4 separate regions of the Homo sapiens genome follow, and regions 1, 2 and 4 are each linked to region 3. A link is a contact called in ENCODE Hi-C or POLR2A ChIA-PET data. All regions are on one chromosome and are shown on one strand. The core of a region is the stretch at or near the end of the contact, and the rest is flanking DNA. Distances in the headings are between cores, read along the strand shown. Region 1 holds the start of IFT88 (intraflagellar transport 88). Region 2 holds the start of EEF1AKMT1 (EEF1A lysine methyltransferase 1). Region 3 holds the start of LATS2 (large tumor suppressor kinase 2). Region 4 holds the start of IL17D (interleukin 17D).

Evidence for each region. A loop is a pair of places that touch in the nucleus more often than their neighbours do. ChIA-PET counts read pairs that join two places held with the same protein, here RNA polymerase II (POLR2A). Pooled maps may share reads with other maps.
Region 1: a map with no recorded cell type shows a loop between it and region 3 (5-fold over the local background). The contact joins the promoter of IFT88 here to the promoter of LATS2 in region 3. A Hi-C loop is called at or near these places in 2 of 37 single-sample maps with no recorded cell type and 9 of 50 pooled maps.
Region 2: a map of endothelial cell of umbilical vein shows a loop between it and region 3 (3-fold over the local background). The contact joins the promoter of EEF1AKMT1 here to the promoter of LATS2 in region 3. A Hi-C loop is called at or near these places in 2 of 168 maps with a recorded cell type or tissue (ascending aorta and endothelial cell of umbilical vein), 1 of 37 single-sample maps with no recorded cell type and 13 of 50 pooled maps. POLR2A ChIA-PET finds 5 or more read pairs at or near these places in 3 of 52 experiments (Caco-2, OCI-LY7 and WTC11).
Region 4: a map of gastrocnemius medialis shows a loop between it and region 3 (5-fold over the local background). The contact joins the promoter of IL17D here to the promoter of LATS2 in region 3. A Hi-C loop is called at or near these places in 2 of 168 maps with a recorded cell type or tissue (ascending aorta and gastrocnemius medialis), 2 of 37 single-sample maps with no recorded cell type and 15 of 50 pooled maps.

Annotation. Positions count from the first base shown.
Region 1 is chr13:20,564,113-20,570,623 of GRCh38, reverse strand. It overlaps IFT88 (intraflagellar transport 88), which reads right to left and starts at 3,467. Exons shown (of 26, transcript NM_006531.5): 1 at 3,368-3,467. LOC105370103 (a long non-coding RNA gene) reads left to right here and starts at 3,595. Exons shown (of 6, transcript XR_941725.3): 1 at 3,595-3,948; 2 at 5,074-5,123. RefSeq lists silencers at 3,074-3,262, 3,358-3,767.
Region 2 is chr13:20,769,404-20,776,617 of GRCh38, reverse strand. It overlaps EEF1AKMT1 (EEF1A lysine methyltransferase 1), which reads left to right and starts at 2,657. Exons shown (of 5, transcript NM_001318939.2): 1 at 2,657-2,697. RefSeq lists an enhancer at 3,083-3,302.
Region 3 is chr13:21,059,406-21,066,574 of GRCh38, reverse strand. LATS2 (large tumor suppressor kinase 2) reads left to right here and starts at 4,989. Exons shown (of 8, transcript NM_014572.3): 1 at 4,989-5,229. RefSeq lists silencers at 4,775-5,574, 5,715-6,124 and an enhancer at 5,630-6,522.
Region 4 is chr13:20,702,161-20,708,470 of GRCh38, reverse strand. IL17D (interleukin 17D) reads right to left here and starts at 4,772. Exons shown (of 2, transcript NM_001385224.1): 1 at 4,180-4,772. The coding sequence starts at 4,469. RefSeq lists silencers at 3,951-4,460, 4,751-4,890, 5,311-5,390.

The DNA.
Region 1 (6,511 bases), core at 2,218-4,717, 490 kb after region 3:
CAATATGTAGCCTTTTGTGTCTGGTCTCTTTCACTTAGCATAATGCTTCCAAGGTTCATCCACGCAGTAGTATGTATCAATATTTCATTACTTTTTATGGCTAAATACATCTGCAACATTTTGCTTATCCATTCATTAGTTAATGGACATTTGAATTGTTTCCACTTTTTGACTTTTATGAATAACATCACTATGAATGTGTGTGTACAAGTTTTAGCATGCATATATAGGTCCAATTCTATTGGGAATATATCTAGTAAAGGAATTGCTGGATCATATAGTAACTCTATGTTTAACTTTTGGAGGAACAGCTAGACTGTTTTCCAAAGTGGCTGCACTATTTTACATCCCACCTGCAATGCATGAAGTTTCCAATTTATCCATGTCCTAGCCAACATCTGTTACTGTTCCTGTTTTTGATTATTGCAATTCTAGTGAGTATGAAATGGTATCTCATTGTAGTATTGACTTGCATTCCCCTGATGACTAATGATGTTGAGTATCTTTTCATCTGCTTATTATCCATTTCTATATCTCTTTGGAGAAATGTCTGTTCAGATCTTTTGCTCATTTTTTTTTTTTTTTGAGACGGAATCTTGCTCTGTCGCCTAGGCTAGAGGGCAGTGGCGCGGCTCACTGCAAGCTCCGCCTCCCAGTTTCACGCCATTCTCCTGCCTCAGCCTCTCGAGTAGCTGGGACTACAGGCACCCGCCACCAAGCCCGGCTAATTTTTTTATTTTTATTTTTATTTTTATTTTTAGTAGAGATGGGGTTTCACCGTATTAGCCGGTATGGTCTCGATCTCCTGACCTTGTGATCCGCCCACCTCGGCCTCCCAGAGTGCTGGGATTACAGGCGTGAACCACCGCGCCCGGCCAGCTCATTCCCAAAAATCAGGTTATCACATGAATTATAAGGATCCTGTATATATTCCTGATACTAAACATTATATAAATGATTTACAAATACTTTCTCCCATTCTGTACATCATTTTACATTCTTTGTACTATCCTCTGAAGCACAAAAGTTTAAAAAAATTTTTTTTTTTTTTGGGACGGAGTCTCGCTCTGTCACCCAGGCTGGAGTGCAGTGGCGCGATCTCGGCTCACTGAAAGCTCCGCCTCCCGAGTTCACGCCATTCTCCTGCCTCAGCCTCTCCAGCAGCTGGGACTACAGGCGCCCGCCACCACGCCCGGCTAATTTTTTGTATTTTTAGTAGAGACGGGGTTTCACCGTGTTAGCCAGGATGGTCTCGATCTCCTGACCTCGTGATCCGCCCGGCTCGGCCTCCCAAAGTGCTGGGATTACAGGCGTGAGCCACCACGCCTGGCCAAAAGTTTTAAATTTTGATGATATACAATTTATTTTTCCTTTGGTTGCACGTACTTTTGGTATCATATCTAAGAAAGAACTGCCTAATCTAAGGTCAAGAATATTTATACCTATGCTTTTTTTCTAACAGTTTTAGCTCTTATATTTAGGTCATTGATCCATTTTGAGTTAATTTCTCATTACTTTTTGAAGATGAAAATTAACTACTATGAGGGCAAATGTCACCCACATAGAAATGGCATTCCAAAATAGCTTCAAAAGGTTATTAAAAGGGCCAGGCGTCGTGGCTCACGCTTGTAATCCCAACACTCTGGGAGGCCGAGGCGGGCGGATCACGAGGTCAGGAGATCGAGACCATCCTGGCTAACACGGTGAAACCCCGTCTCTACTAAAAATACAAAAAATTAGCTGGGCATGGTGGCGGGCGCCTGTAGTCCCAGCTACTCGGGAGGCTGAGGCAGGAGAATGGCATGAACCCGGGAGGCGGAGCTTGCAGTAAACCGAGATTGCCGCCACTGCACTCCAGCCTGGGCAACAGAGCGTGCGACTCCGTCTCAAAAAGAAAAAAAAAGGTATTAAAAGTCACTGGTAAAAGATATATAAAATATTTTTAATTAAAAGCTTTAGCTCAGATAATACTAAACCAGTGGTTCTTAAACCCAAGTGATGCTGAGGCTACTGGTCTGGGGACCACTTTGAGAACCACTATTCTGAACCATAATTTCTGATTATGAACCCTATTTAAGTCAGCTTAGTTGACACATAAGTTATAGAAGGAAGCAACTTTTAGAATGAGAAATCCTTTCTGCTAGGTTGTAACCAGATTTTTAAAAGGTTTGACTTGAGACTTTAGTTGAATAGACATCTTGTGGAACATACAAATATTAAAAGATGTGGAAAGTGAGGCCAGGAAAGTTGAAGGGAATCAAGCATGGCTAATAGCTATGGGTGGCAGAACAACTGTTGTTATACAACCCAGGGTTTCTGGATTCTCCAGGCAATTTCCAAAGCAGCTTATACATGTAACAAACTTTTCCATGTTGAAATAATCTGGGGATGATGCCACCTATGTTTAATATAAATCAAATGCTGGCAAAACCTTTTTTTTTTTTAAGTGAAAGGTATGTTTTTTAATACTCTTCTACTGACTATGGACAGTCTACTTCAAGCTTTTCCAACCCCGGCCCGCACGTGGCACAGGACGGCTTTGAATGTGGCCCAACACAAATTCGTAAACTTTCTGGAAGCATTATGAGATTCTTTTTTGCGATTTTTTTTAAAGCTCATCGGCTACCTTAGTGTTTGTGAATTTCATGTGTGGCCCAAGACAATTCTTCTTCCGATGTGGCCCAGGGAAGCCAAAGATTGGACACCCTTGGTCTACTTCCAAGAAGCCTACTGCAGTTTCTCGAAAAAAAAAAAACAAACAAAAAAAACTCACAACCAGAAAATCGGACTAGTAAAAGTGTAATTTTAGGCTTAGAAAGAATCTTGGGACAACAGTACTTCACGTTTTTGGAATGTTTCCATCTTTGTGAGGCTAAGTACCGCTTTCTGCATTGTTGTGTACTTTTATCTTCATTCCTGATTCAACTTTCATCAGGCAATTTGAAGTGCTTCACCTAACAAGAAAATTAAAGAGCGATGTGCACCATCTCTGCTGTGCGATTCCAGAGCTGGCGCAGTAATCTAACTGGGTTTTAAGTTTCCCCGTCAGGCGTGACTGGGACTTGGGACATCGCCAAGCGGTCAGCGACGCCCGTCCCAGTTCAGAGGAGCAAGAAAAGCCTGTGAGCTGGGGACACCGATGTGAGAAACAACGCCCGCGTTTCTGAGTAGACAACTCGGGAGCCTGAGGAAGAAAAGCAGGGGCAGGCCGAGTCCATCTGGGGCCCCGCCTCAGACCGCCCCGGGGCCGACAGGGGCGGGCAGGAGACGGGCGAAGAGGCCCTCGGCGGGATGCGCCACACAGGACGCCGCAGGGGCACGGCTGCCAGGGGCCCTGAGGCACTAGGCCCCAGCGCCCTTCTCCTACCTCACGCTGAGGGAAGCGGGCGACAGTTATTCGGGCCCAGGGACGACGCAGCGGTTGGCCAAAGCGCGACGCCGAGCCGTTGCCAAGCGCGGAATCCAAGGAAGCCGCTCCCACAGTCCTCCGCGCGGGGGCGGGCGGGGCCGGAAGCGCGGGGGCGGGAGAGAGCGCGGCGGGAAGGGGGTGGTGCGGGAGGCCTGGGGAAGTGGGTGGGGGCGGAGAACGGCGGGTCAGAGAGAAGGCAGCCCGGTCCCCCTCAGTGGAAGGGAGTGGCGGTGGGCGGAGGGTGTTGAGGGGACGGTGCCAGCGGCTTGCGGGAAGCCGGGCGATGCGGGTAGAACGGTGGAGGAGAGGGCAGGGAGGCCGGGGCCTCCCGTGGAACGGAACCGGGGGGTTGGGAGGCTGGGGGCGGCCTGTGTGAAGGGGGCGGGGAGGGAAAGGCTCGCGGCCAGTAGATGCAGGAGGGAGGAGGGCCTAGAGGGGCTCCGGGCTGGCGGCCTCTGTGAGGAAGGGGAAGGATATGGAACCAAGATCCTTTAAATCCTGATGAACTCATCCGTAAAGCAGATGCCCAAAGGATGATAGTAAGCTTACTGTGACATAACTCCCGGAGCCGCAGCACGAGCCTTGTGAACCTTGGAAGCCCGTTTTCCGCGCAGTCACTAACTCGCTTAGTCACCCTGTGTAAAAGTTATTCTGGGATGACACCTGCCTGGGAAGTCTCACCTTTCCCCCCACCTCCTCCTGTCTGCGTATTGTTCTGTAGCACCCCGTGCGCACCTTGATTGTAGCGCTTAAGGTGTCCGTTTTATTTACTAGACAGGGATTGAACCATTGTGTCCCAACCACCTAGAACCTGGGTCATAGTGTAAAGCTTAATCAATGTAATATAAATGGGGGAATTAAATTCATAATTGTTTAATGTTTAAGTTTTGTCTTAAATTTTAAAAGTAAATGTTGGGGATGGAGGGGAGGGACAGAGGGAGTCTAAAGACACCAGTAATTAATGAGTTTTTATAAAATAAGTAGTGTTGGCCGGGCGCAGTGGCTCATGCCTATAATCCCAGCACTTTGGGAGGCTGAGGCTGGCGGATCACCTGAGGTGAGGAGTTGGAGACCAGCCTGGCCAACGTGGTGAAACCCTGTCTCTACTAAAAATACAAAAATTAGCCCGGCGAGGTGGCAGGCGCCTGTAATAAATCCCAGCTACTCAGGAGGCTAAGGCAGGAGAATCTCTTGAACCCAGGAGGTAGAGGTTGCAGTGAGCCAAGATGGTGGTATTGCACTCCAGCCTGGGTGACAAGAGCGAAACTCCATCCAAAAAAAGAAAAAACATAGTGTTGGGGGACAATTCTCCATGGGTCACCTGCACTTTCCCGTGTTTTGTGAGCAGAGACACTGACTGCCTTTGTTCTGGAGTACTATGATAGCTGGTATTTTTTAAGATGTGATTAACAGTTAAATTAGACTTGAGTAAAGCAGTTGGTCCTCCACAAGGTGGGTTGGCCTCATCCCGTCAAGGGAAGGTCATAAGAGAAAAGACTAAGGTCCTCTGAGGAAGAAGGAATCCTGCCCCCAGACTGCCTTCAGCTCTTTCCTGGGTCTCTAACTTGACCTACAAATTTTAGGCTTGCCAGCATTATAAATAAAGTTTTGGTGCCGCAAAAGAAATAGCACTCAACTATAAAATTTTCTTTTTTCCTTCTCAGCAAGGCAATTTACTTCTATAGAAGGGTGCGCCCTCACAGATGGAGCAATGGTGAGCACACACCTGGACAAGGGAGGCGAAGGGGTTTTTATTCCTGACGCTTGTGGCACCTGCTGCTGTGTCCTTCCCCTGTTGGCTAAGGTTAGACGGCACAGGCTAAACTAATTCTGATTGACTAATTTAAAGAGAGTGACCGGGTAAGTGGTTTGGTGGGAAAAATAGTTATGGCAGAGCAGGAAATCGGAATGAGTCAGGGTGGAGAATGAGTCAGGGCAGAGCAGGTAATCAGAATGAGTCAGGGTGGAGCAGGTAGTTGAAAAAGATTGCTTTACGAGGAAGTTAAGCTTTTTTTGTTTTGTTTTGTTTTTTTTAATTGAGACAGAGTCTCGCTCTATAGCCTAGACTGGAGTGCAGTGGCGGCATCTCGGCTCACTGCAAGCTCTGCCTCCTGGGTTTGCTCCATTCTCCTGCCTAAGCCTCCCGAGTAGCTGGGACTACAGGTGCCCGCCACCACACCCGGCTTATTTTTTGTATTTTTAGTAGAGATGGATTTCACCGTGTTAGGATGGCCTCCATCTCCTGACTTCATGATCTTCCCGCCTCGGCCTCCTGGGATTACAGGTGTGAGCCACCGCATCTGGCCAGAAGTTAAGTTTAAAAGTAGAAGACAAAGAATTGAACATACTGACATTGATTCTTCGAAGAGAAATTTAGAACTCATATCTAACACCAGCCTCCAATTGATTGAGCCAATTCCTTCAAATAAATCTCTCTCTGCAATATGCATCCTATTGGATCTGTTTCTGTAGGGAATTCTGATTAATATACCCTTTCAAGGAACAGCTTTGGAAGATTAAGATAATTGTCTGCTTCTGGAACAAAAGACAGGTTTGTTGCTGTTCAGTTTAATAAAGAGAGTGTCACCTTCTGGGGCAAAGGCTGAGCATGTTGGCTTGCAGTTCACTGTTCAAGACTGGGCTTTCCTAAACTTGGTGTACCTGGGCGGTAAAACCAATCACATGTGCAGCATCCACCTGGACTGTCCCCATGGGACTTGGAAGGGAAAGGGGAACCGAAGGGAATATGAAGCCCAGGCTACTGGCTGTGCTGTGAAAAATAAAGCCCTTTCTCTCTGACTCAGGTGTTTTCTGCCATCATTTGTGGAGCTGTTAGATGAGCTTGTTAGCTTGCAAGTAGGGTAAAATCTAACATGATTCTGAATAGTATCTAGCCATACTATACCCAGCTCATAGCAGTTGTTCCAAGAAATATTTGTTGAATTAATTAGTGAATACCGGGGAGCCTTATTTCAAGTTACTGTCCCTCTATAGACACAATTTCCATTATCTCTGGATCTCCAAACTGTAAATTTTCAGTCTCCTCAAAAAAATCTTTTTAATTAGAAACAAATTCAAGTTACTTCAACTTGGTTACTTTTT
Region 2 (7,214 bases), core at 1,408-3,907, 290 kb after region 3:
CTCTACTAAAAATACAAAAAAAAAAAACAAAAAGCTGGGCGTGGTGGCGGGCAGCTGTGGTCCCAGCTACTCGGGAGGCTGAGGCAGGAAAATGGCGTGAACCCGGGAGGCGGAGCTTGCAGTGAGCCGAGATCGCGCCACTGCACTCCAGCCTGGGCGACAGAGCGAGACTCCGTCTCAAAAAAAAAAAAAAAAAAAAATCCTAACGGTGATTCCCAAAGTGAGTTTAATTAGTAATTTTTTAAAATAATTGTTGTTAAATAGTTTTGATAAATAAAACAGGTTTCTTTAGTGCATTAAGTTGAAGGCTTTAATACATTAATGCCTATGGTGAAACTCAGAAGAAGAGTTTAATCAGATTTTCCTCATTTTACTTTATACAGTCTTTTCTCAAAGTACCTTACAGGACTAGAAATCTAAGGAATGTCCTTTGCAACATGCTTAGGATAATTCGAATAACTCTGTGATAAAGCACTCAATGGAAGAAAAACAAACACCTGAATCTGTTTTTGTACTTACAGGTAATTTGTTGTTGTTTTAAGAAAAACTGAGTCTAGTGTGGTTTGTTTTGTTTTGTTTTTTTGAGACAGAGGCTCCCTCTGTCACCCAGGCTGGAGTGCAATGGCGTGATCTTGACTCACTGCAACCTCCACCTCCCGGGTGTAAGCGATTCTCCTGCCTCAGCCTCCCAGGTAGCTGGGAATACAGGCGTGTGCCACCACACCGGGCTAATTTTTGTATTTTTAGTAGAGATGGAGTTCCGCCATGTTGACCAGGCTGGTCTCAAACTCCTGACCTCAGGTGATCTGCCCACCTTGGCCTCCCAAAGTACTGGCGTGAGCCCTGCACCTGGTCCCAAGTCTGGTTTACTTTCTTTTTTACACCATTTCTGAAGAGAAGCAAGACGAACAAAAATCACTGGTGAATACACAAAAGGAATAATTCCTGAATTGAAGACATCCTTCATATCCAATTTAACTGGACAAGTAATTTCCCCTTTAATGAGAATAAGTACTCCTTTGATATTTTACATGTTTATGATTTGCAAAAACCATTAAATTACAGTGCATAGGTTTCACCAGGAAAATATGAATCTTACTGTATTACTCTCATGCTGTCTGAGCAATCAGGTCTAGTGAAGGTACAAAAAACTCTGACATCTGTGGTCACTTTCATAGTAAAAATAGTATATAGTAAAATACATGAAGATAACATGTCTTACATGCTATTAAAGCAATGTCAGCTTTGAAAGAAAATGATCTACTGTTTCAGACTCAATTTGACTGAATGTAAACTTCTGTTAAAGTAGTTATAAGCTAGGGCAGTCTTATTTACTGAACACCACCTCCATAAAAAATGCACTCATAAAAGTTGGTTATTGTTTCTCAGTTTGTGTTAAATTTCTTTTAGTTTTTTAAATATATTTTCTTCCTGTTCCTTTTCCAGAATACACCTGATCTTGAAATATTTGGTTAATAGACTTGTCATCAATTCAAAACAAAGTCAAAATGTAGCATGGGTTATTATAAACTGGAAACAGTTCTTAAAATAGAAATTATAGTACACCCAATGTTATAAACCTGTTTCATTAACTACTTACTGAATAGCATCATTTGCCAGCTGAACAGTTTATATCCTTACCTTATACCAGAAAGGATTTTCACATTGCTCAGCAGAATATATAAAATTTAGCAAGATCATGAAATTGGTAAAGAAAATGGAGGAAAGAGAGGGTAGAAGCATAATACAGATTGATTTCTTGGGGAATTGGAAACAAATACTTTGTATCACTTATAATTTGGTAGCTGCTAAAACGTAAGGGAACCTTTCAATAATCAGTGCCTGTATGTGCAAGATAATTAAGGTGTTGTTGACAAAAATCATACATACTTACGGCGCTTGATGTCTAAATACATATATTGACCAACTCATTCAAAACTGAAGACTCTGAAAGACTAACAAGTTTTAAAGGTTCCCCCCCGCTACCGCCAATCCTGTCAATTTTACCAAAGCCTCAATTTGATGTCAACATTTAAAGTCAACGATTTGATTTAAAAAGACTGAGCAGACAATCGACCAATGAAGCCTTGACTTTGAAAATCTACGTGACTCAGTGCAAAATAGTGGGTTTAACTTTAATTAGGATCTTAATTTTTTTTTTTTTAGATGTTGCCTTGCTCTGTCGCCCAGGCTGGAGTAGCTGTGGTGCGATCTCGGCTCATTGTAGCCTCTGCCTCCCGGGTTCCAGCGAGTCTCCTGCCTCAGCCTCCTGGGTAGCTGGGATTACAGGCGCACGCGACCACGGCCAGCTAATTTTTGTATTTTTTAGTAGAGACGAGGTTTCACCATGTTGGTAAGGCTGGTCTCGAACTCCTGACCTCAGGTGATCCGCCCGCCTCGGCCTCCCAAAGTGTTGGGATTACAGGCGTGAGCCACCGCGCCCTGCCAGGGCCTTCATTTTTTTTGTTGTTGTTGTTTTTTTGCTACCATTCTTGGGGGCGGCTGATGAGACAAGCGAAGGAACGACTCCAGGCTGGAGACGGCCCTCAGTGTTGTAAACGCGGGATTGAGACGCTGCGGGGAGATGGCCTGCCTTGCGCAAGGGCCTGGGCGGGAGGGCCTGCGCCTGCGCTAGCGAGACTGGCTAGCCACTCCCACTGCACACGGCGAGTCTGGGCGACTGCGCACGCGCGGCTGGTGAGTGGCGGGTTCGGGCGCAGCTGTAGGGTTGGCTGCGCGCCGCCGAGGCGTTTTGGACTGGGTTAGGTGCCTTTTGTGTGTTTGTTTCTCACCTTTTTTCCAGGGTGGTAGTGGTGGAAGAGTTTAATTAGCAGTGGCTGGCGGATTCCTGAGGGAAGGAGCTGGCGCCGGCCTGAGAGTGGATCCTGGTTGCTGTGTTAGGCGCTGTTGGGCCTCGCGTCCCGGTCGCCGGAAGGCGCCGCGTCCTGTGCCGCGCACGTTGGCGCCCGGGCCTTAGGCAGCCTTGGTGCTGACGGGGAAATTAACCCCCAGGCTACGGCAGCGCGTGGAGGCCTCCCTTCCCTCCGAGTAGAAACAGGACTCGGCCTGCTGTCCTTTTCATCTTTGCCCTCAGAAGTTCGCTGATGGAGTTTGCGAAATGCCCAGGCCTGACTGTCCGCTCCTGGAGGGCGGGCACCCGCGGCGCCTGTCGCTGGGGCTTCTGAGGCAGGTCCCTTGCAGGATGCGGGTGCTGCGAGGTGGAGTAGACTAGGACGCGGGCGGCTTTACTGCGAAACGGGCAGTAGCTTCGGAGGTGCAGAAGAAGTGCTGGGACGATAGCGGGTCCCTACCGGGAGGGAGCCACATGTCAGACAGGAAGGCCTTCCTTATAGGGGTTGTGGTTACATGGGGCGTACATCACAACGTCGCACTGCACACGTACGACCTGCATTTCATTGTAAGCATTACCTCCTTTTTAAAGTTAATTTAAAAACAGGATAAATAGAATTCTGGAAAGCAAGAAGGAAGGAACTGTTTGAGGCAGGGGGACTCAAAGATGAAAACAGAATGAAAACCTTTGGCCCTTTTCTGGACGTAAATTGGATTAAGGGGAGAATCATCCAGCAATTTATAAAAAGTATTTGGAGAATATCTAGGCCTTACCCATTCATAGAGGGAGCCTTGCTCTCCTGCGGTTTACTGGAGTCTGGGATGGCTCCTAGGTTAATGCTCTTTGCTCTGAATCACACTATCTTAACCTAATTTCACACAAGAATGAATGTTGAAATTACAGTATGGTGGTTTTGCCCTAAGTAAATTTGATAACATGGAAATTGAGTAATTTTATCCAAAAAGAGACTAACCACAGCCCCTGAGAAGCCAGCTAATCCCTGCTTATGCTGCAAGCTAACGTGTCCGCCCCTTTGCTCATGCTGTTCCATCTTTCTGAAGTCTTCACTCTTCATCCTTACCTTTTCCTGAGGCCGAGTTGAAGCTCCACCTGCTCTTTCACTCCTCTCCCCACTCAGGCCCTCCACTCTGATCCCATGGCGTGAATGGTGCTTCTCTATAGAGGGCCTCCACCTTACCGTTGGTGTTCGCCATGTGTCTGCCTAACCTAGAATTTCTCAACTGCAGCTTGTAGGGCGGGATACTTCTTTAATGTGGAGGGCTGTCCTGTGAATTTTAAGTTCAGCAGCCTCTACCCACCTGATGCCAGTAGCACCCTCCTTCCCATTTACGGCAACCAAAAATGTCTCTAGGCATTGCCAGATGTTCCCCTTAGCGACAAAAGGGCTCCTCATTCTGTGAGAACTGCTGATTTAGAGTCTGAGCCACATAAGGTCCAAGGTCAGCTTAATAATAATATAATTTCAATATAATCCATAGGTACAAGTTTTAAAATCTAAAGAAAAAAATTTTTTTTACTGCCACTTGTGGGGCAGGGCCAGCCATAGACAGTGTGCCCAGAGTAGCCAGAAAAAATTTAAAAATAATAATAATATAACACAGTACTTCCCAGCTCTTTTGGATTTGAAAAATCTCATAAACCCCCTTAGAAATTTTAAAAACAATAAAGATATGATAAAATAGTGATTTAAAAAATAGTTAAAAATAGGTTCATTTAATTTAATTTTTTTTTTTTGAAATGTAGTCTCACTCCTGTCATTCAGGCTGGAGTGCAATGGCGAGATCTCAGCTGACTGCAACCTCCATCTCCTGGGTTCAAGCGATTCTCCTGTCTCAGCCTCCTGAGTAGCTGGCGCTATAGGTGCCTGCCACCACACCTGGGTAATTTTTGTATTTTTAGTAGAGACAGGGTTTCACCATGTTGGCCAGGCTGATCCCGAATTCTTTACCTAAGGTGATCTGCCCGCCTCGATCTCCCAAAGTGCTTGGATTACAGGCGTGAGCCACCACTCCCGGCCATTTCATTTAATCTTTGATGTTTATCTTGCTAACAGATTTCAGTTTTCCTCATTAGAAGAAGTGATGCACTTTTGAACTCACTTTAACAATGTAGGAAACTTCTACGATTCCTAAAATTGCAGCCCCCTATGCTCTCCATGTGTTCCTCCATTAATCTTATTGTCATCTAACATTTATTTCATATGTATTGTTTTAGTCTGTCTTTTCCTCTCTAGAATGTAAGCTCCAAGAGAATAAGGACTTTGAGACTCATCACCAAGAACAGTGCTTTCTACAGGGTAGAAAATGATTATCAAAGGAATGGATTTGGTACTCTTTATACTTTCATTTTGGGATCAAATTCTTATATAGATTGGAATTTAATTGCCTTTTACAGCTATGAAAGGCGACAATTTTATTAAATTGCTCTTTGGAATTCCTTGTTTTGCATTTATAGTCAACTGGTTCCTTTTTGGTTTTCATGTTTTATTTCTAAGTGATTAACAAGTTACAGGCTGTTATTTAAAAGCCCTTCTTCAGTGACGCAGCTGTGGAAAGTACTAATAAAAATGGAATTGGCTGGGCATAATGGCTCATGTTTGTAATCTTAGCACTTTGGGAGAACAAGGTGGGTAGATCACTTGAATCGAGGAGTTCAGGACCAGCCTGGGCAACATGACGAGACCCCCGTCTCTACAAAAATTAGCTGGACATGGTAGTGTGCATCTGTAGTCCCAGCTACTCAGGAGGCTGAGCTGGGGTAATTGCTTGAGCTGGGGAATTTGAGGCTGCAGGGAGCCACAATCGCACCACTGCACTCCAGCCTGGGCAGCAGAGTGAAACCCTGTCTCAAAAAAAAAAAAAAATTTATATGTCAAGGATAAATATATATGCATATGTGTGTATGTATGTGTCTGCATATGTATATGGACACACTCATATACACACACAAACACACTTTTATTTTTCTTTCAGTTCTAGGCAGTATTGTGGTGCAGCCTTTTTTAAGGAACTTGTACTCTTCGATTTTGCCAGGCAATATTGGCTTTTACTAGTTGCCTGATTTTTCTCCTGAATGAAAAGAACTCACAGTTCTGAAATACCAAATTGAAACCTTTTAGTTGTTTGCAGATCATTTTGCCATGTTTTCTCAGTTCAGCATGCACACAAGCTAATCTTTGGAATTTTTACTTGGAAATTTTCCGGCCTGTTGGGTTCTGGTATGCTTTCCTGAAAATGTGTTTTTGTGCTTATGCTTATTGCAGTAAACTAGAACTATTCATTTCAAGCATTTGTACCATTCTTTGGTGGGACTTCTATAGACAACCCCGTGTTGACTGAAATTATTTTTAGTTCTAAGTATAAAAACCTTAAAAGTAGATAATCCATCACTTTTCATCTTATAAAACTGAACAGTACACCCATTAAACCCTATTCTCCCCTCCCCCCAGCCCCTAGCAACCACAATTCTACTTTCTGCCTCTCTGATTTTGACTACTCTAGATACTTCATATAAATGGAGTTATGCAGTATTTTTTTAAATGACTGGCTTATTTCACGTAGCATAATGTCCTGAAGGTTTATCCACATTGTAGCATATATCAGAATTTCCTTCTTTTCCAAGGGAATCATATTCCATTGTATGTATTTATTTCATTTTCCTATATTCATGCTTGCTGATTCTCTTCTGCCTGCTCAAAACTGCTTTTAATTCCTCTAGTTAGTTTTTCATTTCATTATTGTATTTTTCAGCTCCAGAATTTCTACTTAGTCTCCTTTTATGTTTTCTGTCTCTCTATTTATATTTCCATTTTGTTCATATGTCATTTTCCTCACTTTCTCTACACCTTTCTTTAGTTATCTGAGAATCTTTAAGATAGTTATTTTAAAGTCTTTGTCTATGAGGCCCACCATCTAGTCTTTCTCAGGGATGGTTTCTCTTTTATTTTTTTTTTCCTTTGAATGGGCTGTACTTTCCTGTTTCTTTGTGTGCCTTGTAATTTTTATGTTGAAAAATAAGTCATTTGAGTAATAATGTGATAACTCTGGAAGCCATATTGTTCTCCCTTCACCAGATTTTGCTGGGTTTTTGTTATGTTTTTTTGATTTTGTAGGCTGTCTTTTGCTGGGGATCAGCACGAGTTGTAAACTTAAGATCTTCTCAGGTATTTTCTGAGCCCATGCCTTTCCCTGGGAATGTGTAATGGCTTTCTAAATTCCCCTGTATATGCAGTTGTGTTTGAATGTCTCAGTCCTTAGATATCTGGCTTCCCGAAGGGATAAAAGAAAAGTAGAAGCATGGGGGAAAGGTGCTGGCCCTTTAAATCTGCTGGAGGTCACTTTAG
Region 3 (7,169 bases), core at 3,740-6,239:
TGGTTTTTGGGGGAGAATATCTTCTCTGTTCTTAAGGAATGCATAATTTAGTTAAGGACATAAACTACTGTATATGGATATAAAACGACTCTAAAACAAATGAAACAAGTCGATGTTCCGTTTTCTTCTCGGTTGTCTGGGTCTTGCATGATCTGATCCTATTCTATTTTTATGCTACTGCCCATAGAGAACATTCTTCTGTAGTTAGGCAGATTTTATTTTATTTTATTTTGAGATAGAGTCTGGCTCTGTCGCCCAGGCTGGAGTGCAGTGGCGCCATTTCGGCTCACTGCAACCTCCACTTCCTGGGCTCAAGCGATTCTCGTGCCTCAGTCTCCTGAGTAGCTGGGATTACAGGCATGTACCCCCATGCCTGGTTAATTTTTGTATTTTTAGTAGAGAAAGGGTTCCGCTACGTTGGCCAGGCTGGTCTAGAACTCCTGGCTTCAAGGGATCCGCCCGCCTCGGCCTCCCAAAGTGCTGGGATTACAGGTGTGAGCCACCGTACCCAGCCATAGTTGATATTCTATAGGAGCCTTAGGGAGAGAACCCCTACACTATCCTGGCTTCACAACTGCAGAGGCCTCACAAGCAAGTGGATTCTCTGTGTCTGCTAGGCCTGGAATCGTTCTCTGCTTTGGTTGAGGCTGGAGACACAAGTCTCTGAGTTCCCCTCTTCCTCACTCCACAAAGTCCATTCCCCTTTCAGAGGAAGTATAAGGGAGTAATTTGTTTTCAGTTTCCTTACTTATGAGTATGTTGTAATCATGTGCCTTTTTTTTTACTTTTTTTTTGAGATGAAGTCTTGCTCTGTTGTCCAGGCTAGAGTGCAGTGGCTTGGTCTCCACTCACTGCAACCTCCACCTTCTGGGTTCAAGCAATTCTCCTACCTCAGCCTCCCGAGTAGCTGGGATTACAGGTGCCTGCCACCACGCCCAGCTAATTTTTGTATTTTTAGTAGAGACAGGGTTTCACCATTTTGGCCAGGCTAGTCCCGAACTCCTGACCTCATGATCCACCAGCCTCAGCTTCCCAAAGTGCTGGGATTACAGGCGTGAGCCACCATGCCCAGCCTCATGACTTCTTGAGATTATCTAGAGAGGGCATTATAATTCAGTGTTTCCAATCTCTGGAGTTAGATCTATGAAGGTCTGAATCTCTGCTCTTTGATCTTGGACAAGTTACTTGAGCCGTCTGCATTTCAGGATCCTTTTTTATAAAATGGGTTGAATAACATGGTCGTTTTGAGAATTAAATGATATAATATACAAATTTAGAGCAATACTTGGTATAGAATAAGGACACACACATACACATATGTATATACTATGTCAGTTAATTTATACACTCCAATTTTGTTACTACTGTCCGCTCTATGCTCAGCTGGTCTTGTGTTGTCTCTTTTTCTCCTCTTCTCAGCTAGATACATTATGTAGATGTGCTTATTTAACTGATTAACTTTAAAACATTTTCTGGACCAGGCATGGTGGCTGAAGCCTGTAATCCCAGCACTTTGGGAGGCCAAGGCAGGCAGATCACCTGAGGTCAGGATTTCGAGACCAGCCTGGCCAACATGGTGAAACCCCATCTCTACTAAAAATACAAAAATTAGCCGTGCATGGTGGAGCATGCCTATAATCTCAGCTACTCCAGAGGATGAGGCAGGAGAATTGCTTGAACCCGGGAGATGGAGGTTGCAAGGTTGCAGTGAGCTGATATCTCACCATTGCATTCCAGCCTGGGCGACAGAGCAAGACTCCATCTCAAAAAAAAAAAAAGAAAAAGAAAAAAAGAAAAAAAATTATGTTAACTATCCTACTATAGAAGTATCAGGAAGTATAAGACAAAACCATTCAGAATCACTACACTACATCCAGAGACTACCACTTTTAACATTTGGCTGTGTAATTTTCTGGGCTTTAAAAATAGTTTAAAAAATATACATGTGTACATAGTTTATTGTATATACATATAAAATAAACTTATATTGTTGCTGTTTTTCCTTTCTTTTTTTTGTTTTTAGTAGAGATGGGATCTTACTCTGTTGGCTAGGCTGGTCTCGAACTCCTGGCCTCAAGTGATCCACCCATCTCAGCTTCCCAAAGTGCTGGGATTACAGGCATGAGCCACCATGCCCAGCATGTGTTTTTCTTGAACACCTCTACCTCTACCACACTATAAACCCCATCAGGGGATAAATCTTATGGTTTTGCTTACCATGTTATCCCAAGTATGATTTATTTTAGCACATGGCTCATAGCAGGTACCAATAACAAAACAAAACAGAAACAAAACAAAACAAAAACCCAAACATGGGTTTTTTAATTTTAGCACATGGTTCATAGCAGGTACCGATAACAAAACAGAAAACAAAACAAAAACCCAAACATACAACAACAAACAAAAATGAGAAGGAATGAATGACTGCATGTTAATAAACACAAATCGTTAATCACAACATTCTTCCATGTGAGCGTGTCAGCTTTCCCAACCAAGCCCCTATCTTGGAAACTTGTTTCCAATTTGTCTGTATTCATATATATATATAAAATTTAAAATTTTTAATGTTTTTTAAAAAAGGCACAAAGAATAGTATAGCACACATTATTGAACCCAACCTCCCAGAACCAACAACTTTTAAGATTTTGAGTTTTATTTCCGTTTTTTAAATAAAAGAAAGCATTGTAAAGTTGAAGTCTTCATTTTTTTTCTCTGCTCAATTTCCCTCCTTCCCTCTAATATAAACAACAGCTGTCATGAATTTGGTGTGTGTGATATTGCATTCTATGTCTATACTTATATAAAGTATGTGATCATTTTAGGTTCTGTGGGATTTTGATTATTTATAAATATGGTATCACAGTGTATATATATAGTTCTGCAACTTGCTTTTTTTCACTCCACAGTGCTTTTGAATTCTTTCTACCATCATTTATCCTTTACAACTACAGAGCTAGTTCATTAACTTAGCTACTGTGTATATTCCATCATTTGGATATCTACCTTTCATTTTCCTACCCCTTGACTGGACATTTGGGGTTTTTCTCAATTTTTCACTACTGCAAACAATGCTGAAATGATCATTGTAACTGCAACATTTTTATTAGGTATTTTATGCACAAATTTTAAGGTCCATTAAATCTATTTTATAATATTTTTCATTCCACAAGTGTTTTAAAAATTATTTTTACATCTTTGAAGGCAGAGCAGGAGCAGGATCTTTAAACACACAACAAAAAAAGATTAGCAGCCATGTGGCTTGGGGTTGGGGTGGAGAAAGTATAGTCAGCTTAAGAGTGAAAAGAAGGCCAAGCATGGTGGTGTGCGCCTGTGTTCCCAGCTACCCTAGAGGCTGAGGCAGGAGGATGGCTTGAGCTCAGGAGTTCAAGGCTGATGTGGGCTGCAGTAAGTTATGATTGTGCCACTGCACTCCAGCGTGGGCAATGGAGTGAGACTCTGTCTCTAAGAAAAAAAGGAAAAAATGTGGAAAAGTACATAGGTAATGCCAGTAGGGCTCAATTGCAGAATATTGGCTGGAGACTTATTTTGCTCCCAGTACTGTGCAAGATATCTGGGTAGCATACAGGATACTATCGAAAAATTAAATTGAATTCTAAGCTGCACGATGATGGTTTCTTTTTTTTTTTTTTGCACACTTCTGCTGGCAGGAAGGGATTACGGTTTGATTATCAGAGCCCAAAGAAGAGAGAAAACAGAGATCTGAGAAGATTCCCTGGAAGAGCTGAGGCCTTAAGAGATTGAAAGAGAGGGAGGGGAGGAGGATGAACCAGGGACTGAAGGCTGGGTGAGACTGTCAAAATAGTGCACAGATAATGACCTTTACTACTGTTTCCCATGAGAGTAAAATTTAAAAATTTCACAAGAGTTTGTCAATTAAAGAGGAAATCGAGTTGACTTTAAACACTATATTGACCCTCAGCATCACTTGCCACAGATATAGGTGGTAGGAAGTATGATGTTAGGAGAGCCAGAAGTAGACTGAGGATTTGGCTTCCAGTCTATTATTTCTACTGTGAATCTTTGCACCATCCCTGCTTCTGTCCCTGTACCAGATCCACAGTCCTCAAATGGATAGTGAAGCTGTTCAAAACCCACGACCTCACTTGCTGGTATATACGGTACTATACTATTCCCTACACCATAAAATACTTCTCAGAAAGAAAATATACATGGGGAGGGGAGGTTGATTAAATTAAATCAGGTTAAATTTGGGTGTGCATCAGACGTTCTTTTTTTTTTTTTTTTGAGACGGAGTTTTGCTCTTCTTGCCTAGGCTGGAGTGCAATGATGCGATCTCAGGTCACCGCAACCTCCGCCTCCCGGGTTCCAGTGATTCTCTTGCCTCAGCCTCCCGAAGAGCTGGGATTACAGGCATGAGCCACCACGCCTGGCTAATTTTGTATTTTTAATAGAGACGGGGGTTTCTCCAAGTTGGTCAGGCTGGTCTCGAACTCCCGACCTCAGGTGATCCACCCGCCTAGACCTCTCAAAGTGCTGGGATTACAGGCGTGAGCCACCGCTTCTGGCAAACGTCCTTCTTAATTGTTTGATTCCACTGTCCCAATAGCCGTCTGTCCTTTTCTGCCCCTATTTTTAGTGTCCAGCCACTAGTTGGTAACTTGGTGGCTCCTTCAGGCCTGCTAACTTTTTTTTTTCTTTCACCAAGACTGGTATGAGATACTTAAGAATAGTGGCTTTAACGACAGTTACCAACTTTTAATACAAATGCAGTCGAGAGGGCAAATACTCAAGTTTGGGGGCAGATAGCAGCCAGTCAAATAGGTCCGAGAGGCCCTGGCGAGCTACCGCAGGCCAGCAGGGAGGCCGTGGGCAGGTGGCGGTCGAGGCCGGAGGCAGGAAGCACGGCCGGGCGGGGCTGGGCGGAGCGGCCGCGGAGGAGCAGGGGCCGCAGGCGCCCCGCCCGGACTGGTATGCGGCCGAGAGTGACGCGGGAGGCGGGGTCACGTGACGCCCGTGGAATGCCAACAATGTAGCGAATGTCCCACTTGGGTCTGCGCTTTGGAACCGCGGCGTGAGCGCCCCGGGAAGATGGAGCAGTCGCCGTCCACGCCACCGCCGCCGCCCGGGGCTCCCCCGTCCCTGCGGGGCCAGCAGCAGCTCCAGCCACCAGTGCCCGGTCTCCCGGCGCGAGAGGCCCGGGAGCCGCCGGCCAGGACGCCCCCGAGGGTGTAGACCGCGCCCCTGGAGGTGAGGGGGCTGGGAGCTGGGGTCGGGGCGGCAGCTCGGAGGGTGGCGAGAGTTTCCGCGAAGCGGTCGAGCCCTGCGGCTCCGCGCACCTACTGTGGTGCCGAGGCTCCGGGAAGGGCGCCCGGCGGGGCGGCCGAGGAAGTTTGTCCGGACGGAGCCCTGCGCCCTGCCCCCACGGTCCGCGCCCGCCCGGAGCCGCCCCCGCCCGGCGGCTCGTAGTCCAGGCCGTACGGAGCCCGCGGAGCCGGTTCCAGAGGAGCCGGGGAAGTTGGAGGCCGGCGTCGGGCGGGGGCAGCGGGGCTGCGCCGCTTTGTTGTGCGGCGACCGGGGCGGCCGGGATCCCGGCGGGGCAGGGGCGGCGCGGGCCGGGGGCGGTGTCCTAGACCCGAAAGGCCGTAGCGCCGGGCGCGCCTCTGCTTCCGCTGTCTCCGGGGGATCGGCTTTTCACTAGACGCCCGGCCGGGCGCCCCTGACAGCCTCGGGACCCCCGGTCCGGCGGCGCAGCGGTCCCACGGATCCGGGGCCATCCTCCCGGCCGCGCCATCGTCCCACGGGCCAATCAGTCCTTCAGAGCCCGCCCTGTTGGCCCCCGCCGGCCGCCCCGTCGTCCCGCGAGCCGACGGACCCACGGCGGTGCCGCAGTCGAGGCCGCGCCGCCCCTCAGCCCCCGGTGGCTGCGCCGCCTCACCCACTGCCGCGCGGTTCCCACCCCGTTCCCCGCGGCCGCGCCGCCGGCTCACGGGCCAGTCAGCCCCTCAGAGGCCACCGGACCCTGGGGGCGCCGTTCCTCCCGGGCTGCGGGCGGCCAGGCCCTGCTCGGCGTCTCCCGGCCGGCTGCCGCGCCAACTCTGCGAGTTTGCTCACGGTCTTGGCGGGACGCGGCCCGAGGCGCAGGAGCGCTTTCGTGGCCACGCGAACGGCGGCCGTTGCATAACACGCCATTCCCGTGCCCTAGTTTAGCGACGTGTGGGGGGTTTGGCTTTCTCTTCTGATGTAAGCTCACCTGCGCTTAGCTCCCCAGCCGGACTCTGGAGATGGGGATTCTGACATCATTCACATCTTGCCATCACATCCTTCAGCCCAACTCCAGAACTTCTGGGGAGCTTTCCCTCGGGGATGGAGTGCGGCCTGGAGCAAACCCGTTTGTGAAATGCAAGTCTCCAGTGTCCCGAGGGTTGGGAACGGGGGGCGAGGCGAGGAATGGACCCTGAAGAAGGTAAAACCCACCCGACCAGGGCGCCAAGCAGCCGGTAACAGGGTCCCGAGTTAGCTCGGCGGCTGGCGGCTGTTCTGAGGCCTTTGGATGAGAAATGCTATTTTGCGAGGATCACCATGAAAGAACTTAACTTGCAGATTTTTTTGACAAAAATGTTGTTATTTTAAGACAAGATCTCGCTCTGTCTCCCAGGCTGGAGGGGAGTGGCGCGATCTCGGCTCACTGCAACCTCCGTCTCCCAGGTTCGAGCGATTCTCCTGCCTTAGCCTCCCACGTAGCTGGGATTACAGGCCCGCGCCACCAGCCCAGCTAATTTTGTATTTTTTAGTAGAGACGGGTTTCGCCGTGTTGGCCAGGCTGGCTCTCGAACTCCTGACCTCAGGTGATCCACCTGCCTCCGTCTCCCAGAGTGCTGGGATTACAGGCGTGAGCCACCGCGCCCCACCTGACAAGAATTTTGAACAAGAACTTTTACATTTTCACGCTTCTCTAGGATGGATATGAGTGTTTTTTGTTGTTGTTGTTGTTGTTTTTTGAGACGTTGTCTTGCTCTGTCGCCCAGGCTGGAGTGCAGTGGCGCGATCTCGGCTCACTGCAACCTCGCCTCCTGGGTTCAAGCGATCTCCTACCTCAGTCTCCCGAGTAGCTGGAATTACAGGCGTGTGCCACCACGCCCGGCTAATTTTTTGTATTTTTAGTAGAGACGGGGTTTCGCTGTATTAGC
Region 4 (6,310 bases), core at 3,523-6,022, 360 kb after region 3:
CTGCTTTTGTGGTTTTTTTACATTTAAATGTTTGATTCATCTGGAATTCATTTTCACAGAGGAGTGAGGCCCAGGCTGTCCCAACACCATTTACTGAATGACCCAGGTCTCCATTCCATCCGTATGGAAAGCCACCTTCCAAATGCCTATTGTAAAACTTATCCACCTAAAGTGATCCTTGCTGTGCCCATCAGTACTCCTGACGTTCAGTCCATCTCCCTATCTGTCTTTCTCAGCATTCTCTCTGACTGCTGTGCCTTTAGGGCGTGGTGGCTTGGGCCTGTAATCCCAGCACTTTAGGAAGCCAAGGCAGGCAGATCACTTGAGGCCAGGAGTTCGAGACCAGCCTGGCCAACATGGCGAAACCCTGTCTCTACTAAAAATACAAAAATTAGCTGGGCGTGGTGGCATGCACCTGTAATCCCAGCTACTCCAGAAGCTGAGACAGGAGAATTGCTTGAACCCAGGAGATGGAGGTTGTAGTCTGCCAAGATCATGCCACTGCATTCCAGCCTGGGTGACAGAGCAAAACCCTGTCTCAAAAGAAAGAAAGAAAGAAATACCACCTGACCCTGTGCCCAGCCTGCAGGTGGGCACTCCTCTACCCAGGCCCCACCCTCAGACACTCCACCAAGGAACAAGCCCTGGCCTGGCACCATGGCTTACGCCTGTAATCCCAGCACTATGAGAGGCTGAGACAGGAGGGTCACTGGAGCCCAGGACTTCAAGACGAACCTGGGCAACAAAGTGAGGCCCCCATCTCTAAAAAACAAAACAAAAAAACTAGCTGCATGTGGTGGTGCGCACCTGTGGTCTCAGCTACATGGGAGGCTGAGGTAGGAGGATCCCTTGAGCCTAGAAGGTCAAGGCTGCATTGATCTGTCTGTGTCACTGCACTCCAGGCTGGGTGGCAGAGCGAGATTCTGTCTAAAAGAAAAAACCTGTCCTTCCACAACATCTTTTAGTAGAGGCTCCACACTTCCATTGGCTCACTATTTCTTTTCCTTTTTTTTTTTTTTTTTTTTTTTTTGAGACAAGTTCTCACTCTGTTGCCCAGGCCGGAGTGCAGAGGCACAATCATAGTTCACTACAGCCTCAGCCTCCCTGGCTCAAACTTCCCAAGTAGCTGGGACCACAGGCAAACATGACCACACCTGGCTGTTTTTTTTGTAGTGATAAGTCTCATACTATGTTGCCCAGGCTGGTCTCAAACTCCTGGGCTCAAGTGATCCTCCCACCTCCGCCTCCTGAGTAGCCGGGGATTTACAGGTGAGCCACTGGGCCTGGCTGGGTCTCACTTTTTCTAATCTTCCCAATAACCCAAAAGATGGTGAGAGGTGATTGGAGGGAGGAGGGCAGAGAGGGCTCTCCTGGCAGGAAAATGCAGGAGCAGCTTTGGCAGTCAGCAATCTGGAGTCCCAGCCCAGCAGCCATCCCCTGAAGACTGTCCTTCCTTCAGCAAATATAAGCCACCCACCTCCGTTTGCCCATGGGGAGTGATCTCATCACTGTTGCTAAATAATATGAAAAATGATGCACATGACACCTTCAGCCACCCTGCTGCAGCTGCCACTCCTGCTCCTGGGACCACCCAGCACTGAGGTTCCACATGTGGGCAGATCTGGGTGGCCCAGACCACGATCCCCGAACCCTGTGTGTCATTCTCATCCATAACCTCCCTCGGCTCCCAGATCCTGCCTGGGGCGACATAGGTGTCATCTGTAGCAAGGGCAACTCAATTTAACTTCCCACACACAGAATGCCAGTGCTGCTAACTCTCCATGTGTCCTCCAGCCCTGCTCTGTCTCCTGAGCTCCAACCAGTCATTGTCACCTGTACGCCTTTCAGGCAGGCAAAACTCAACAGGCTTGTTACTAAATTCATTATTTCCTCCCACAACACTTGTTCCTAAGTGTATTTTCTCATTTTGCTCAAATACCATCAACAACCCAAGCCAGAAACATGAGAGACATGCCTTTGGGAGGCTATATACTACTCTTAGGCCCTTGGCCCAGCCTGTGGGGAGCCACGGGTTTGCCTGAGAGTTCGAATCTGCTATAGAAAGCAGGGCCAGCAGCTTCTGTCCAGAGAAGTTAATCTCTGGTTCTGAGAGATTCCTTATGTGGCTTTAATCCTATTTGGTATATCAGAAGCATAACACGAGGTTAGAGAAAGAAGAATGCCGTAGTCCATCCCTTCAGGTCCTGGAAATGGAGGAAGAGAGAGGAAAAGCAAGAGCACCAAGATACCAGAATGAATGGCGCCATGTGTGTGCCCTGCAGGCTCCAGCTGAAGGACAGGAGTGAGAAGGGCGGGAGGGGTCCCACCCAACTTCCCCGTGGGCAGGGGCTCTGAGGGGGCTCTGCCACAGTGAGCTTGGTCCTCTGCAGAGTAGCCAGGAGGCAGGAGGCCCTAAAACTTGGCTTCCCAGGACAGCATAGGGGTCCTGTGTGTTGTTGAGTAAAAGGAAATCTCCCTACCCAGCAGCCGGCAGGGAGAGGCTCCAGGAAAGCCCAGATGCGTTTTAGACAAAATCATCACATTTCCTCTGACTCTCCACAGCACTTGTCTTCTTTAATGAGCATCTTTCACGCTGATCCTAGTCTCCCCTTCCCACCGCGCTGCCTGAGTGAAGCCCTAGATCCTTTGGATGGAAGTGCTGGAGAGCATTGTCCAATCCATGCCCCATTGGGACACCCTCCTAAACCAGAGTGGCTGTATGGCTTCCTCCATCTCAAGTGTCAAGACTTTTTTTCTCTTTAATTTTTATTTTAGAGACGGGGTCTCGCTTTGTCACGCAGGTTGGAAGGCAGTGGCGCCACCACAGCTCACTGCAGCCTGAACCTCCCGGGCTCAATCTATCCTCCCACTTAAGCCTCTGGAGTAGCTGGGACCACAGGCACGTGCCACCACACTTCGCTAATCCTTAAAAATTGTTTGCAGAAATGGGATCTCGCTATGTTTCCCAGGCTGGTCTCGAACTCCTGGACTTAAATCCTCCTGCCTCGGCCTCCCAAAGTGCTGGGATTCCAGGCGTGAGGGTGAAGCTCTGCACTGCTGACAAGGCGGGGATCCAGCTCCTGCACCTGTCTCCAGCCTTACATCGATGCCCACCCCACAGGCAAACACCTCGCCTACGCCCCCCCACCCCCACCGCCCCCGCTCGCCTTGTGGCTCTCCCCATTTTCCAAGCGCTTTGTTCCCGCTTGCTATCAGCTGTCCCTTCCCTCAGCACTGCCTTTGTAGGCGACTTGCTCTCCTCCATCAAGACTCAGCTCTTTCACGAAGCCTTTCTTGACCTCTGTGGCCCTGGGAGGCCTTGCCCCCTAGGGCAGCTCCTCCTGCTCCAGCTAGAGGGAAGACGGTCACAGGTGCCTGCTGAGGACACTGCGGCACCCTGCCTACACGCCCCCAACTTCTCCAGCCTTCCCCTTCTGCAGGCTGTCCCTTTCTTCTGAAATGACCTCTGTTCCAAGACCAAAATACTCTCGAAACTGTTCATGTCACTTCATGCACTGCCTGATGGTGTGGTTTCTTTCCCAATTATCCCCACTCCTTCCTTAGGCTATTAAACTAGAGGGGCTCAGAGGGCGCTTCCCAGGGCTCCACTCCAGCAGCCTCTGGACCACAGGGGCACTCAGGAAATATGTGGATAGTACCGCGCACCCCCCAGCAGCACCTCCCCGGGCCCCCTGTGCAGAGTACGGTCCACATCACTGTGTCCACATCACGGAAGGGTCCCCAGCTAGTGCCTTGCGGACCCATCCAACCTGGAGGAGATGAGGTGTTCAAGAGATACGTGTTGCATAGGAAATACTGGAGGGTAAAGAGAGGAAGCAGGACTCCTTCAAGGGAGGTGGTGGGGGTGGGCCTTCGCAGTTTAGGAATTGCCCCCCAGTGCTCCAACTGCCCCGCCCCACCCCGCCTCATCGCAGCGCCCCTCGCACCCCACCCCACCCTACCGTACCCTACCCTGTCTCGCCCCGCACCACCCCACCCCTACCTGCTCCGCCTCGCCCCGCGTGCCACGCCCCCTCCGCGTCGCCCCGCCCCAACCACCTCCCCTTCCCCGCCCCACCCTCCCCGCCTGCCCGGCCTCGGCCCGGCCCCACCCACTCTCCCCGCCCAGCCCTGCCCTCCCCACCTGCCGGGCCCCGCCAGGACGCGCCCGCGGCTCACCTGTAGGCCCAGGGCGACACGCTGCGCAGGTTGGTGGGCGGCCGGAAGCGGCGGTCGGCGGGCCTGCCCCCTGCCGGGCAGCTCGCGTTGCGCGCCTGCTCACGCGGCCCCAGCTGCAGCGTGTGGTGGAAGGCACTGAGCACGCCGGCCGCCAGGCGCCCGTACAGCTGCTCCAGTAGCTCCTCCGGCCGGTCCGCGCAGCCCCGCGGCCGCGCGGGGCGCCTGCCCGCCCTCGGGGCGCCCGCGGCCCAGCTCGGCGGCAGCGCCAGCAGGAAGCCGGCTACCAGCATCCAGACCTGAGGGACAGGCCACGCTCAGCGTCCGCACGCGCCGGAGGAGCCCGCCTGCGCCCCGCGCCCGTGTCCCGCCCGCGGCGCCCGGAGCCGGCGGGCGCCTCCCCTCGCCCCGCGGAGCCAGAGGCCGGCCCGGAGGATGGGAGCCGCGCGGGCGGGCCCCAGAGCGCCCTCCCCGCCTGCCCGCCGCCCGCGGGGTCCCCGGGGCCCAGCCCGGCGCCGGCCCGCGCGCCCCCGGCCCCCGCCGCCGCCGCCGCCCCGAGCCGGGGGCCGCACGGGGGGCGGGTGCGGGGCGCGCGTGCACGTGTGCGTGTGCCTGCCGGGTTGCTGCGCCGCGGGCTGCGAGTGCTTGTGACCCGCCGCACCCTCACCCCCGGGCGCGCCATCCCTGCTCCGCCGCCAGCGAGGGAGCCCCGGAGCCTAAGACGCCCGGACCCGCCGCCTCGCAGACCCACCCTTGCCCCTGCGCCTCGTCATCCGCCCGCCCCAGCCAGCCCGCGCAGGGTCCGCGGCCCGCTTTTCCGCGAGAAGCCCCCTGTGGTCTTTCCTCGTACCCGGGGACTCGGACCGAGAAGCCGACTGAGCGAGGTCGCCGCCCGGCCTCACGGACACAGAGCGACTCTGCACCTTTCGCCTCCAGGAGCTGAAAACATTTTGTCACTTGTGCAGTGTACTCACCAGTGCCCCCAACATCTTCTCCCCCGAAAGCGCTTTCAGATTCGCGCCGAGATGGGGCGACGCGGCGGCTCTTGAGCGGAATAACCCGAAGGGCCACGCAAACTGGGGCTTCCAGCCGCGAGCATGCGGCGGGGCGCCCAGGGCCTGGGGTCGCGCGCTCAGGGCCTGTGCTGCGCCACGCAGGAGGAGGAGAGGGCTGGCCCTGCCGGGCGCGGGTGCGGGCCCGACTGGCTGAAGGAGGAGTGGGGACTGGCTTGGAAGTCTCCGAAGCAGAAAAGTGGGGCCGACAGGATGGAATTGGGGGAGGCCGATTTTGGCTCAGAGAGATTTCTCTATTAAGGAAAGCAGTCCAAGAATAGGCCCCCTGGAAGAGGAATGCGCTCAAACCCAGAGGGATTCTCCTTAGAGCTACCTCTTGAGATTCTGTACTTCGAGGAAATTAGAGGTTTTTTTAAATCTCTATTTTTAATAAGGTGGGAGGAGGCTGTTGCTCCTTTCTCCTCAACAACATGAAATGATCCTGTGCCTCTATCCAACAACTCTACAACAAAGCACTGAATACTTCCCTGACTGGCACTTTCATGGCTGTTCATGGGCATCTCTTGGTCTATGACGACGATGTTGGAGAGTTCCTACTCCGTGATAACTCAGTTCTAAGTGCAAGCAGTCACGTGAAATGAGCCTGATAGTCTGCGAATGAAGAAACTAAAACGAACTATATTATATACTTCATAACACAAGACAACGTGCTCGTTTGTTCATTCTGCAAGTAAATGCTTAATGCTTCCTAGGTGGCAGGCTAAAGAATATGATCATTTTAAAGCAGTCATGCTTTGAAAATAAACAACCCATCCCAGCTGTAAGCTTTTTGAAAGTGTACAAAATATGTAATTGATGACTCCCTAAATGGTTTGCAGCTTTGGTATTTGACTGAATTGTAAACCATTAGTTAAACTACATTTCAGTTATGCTTTGTAGGAAAAACACTTTCCTATGCATTGAATGTTCTATAACTAAGGAGCTTAGTAATCTACTGCTAAAAATCTCACTGAAATCTCCAGTTTAAGCGATTTAAGCAATTTACAGCTCTTGGCAAATATTTGTTTTGGGTTATAAAACACTTTTTTTCTGACTAGTAAATTGTTCATGTTCTTTGTTTC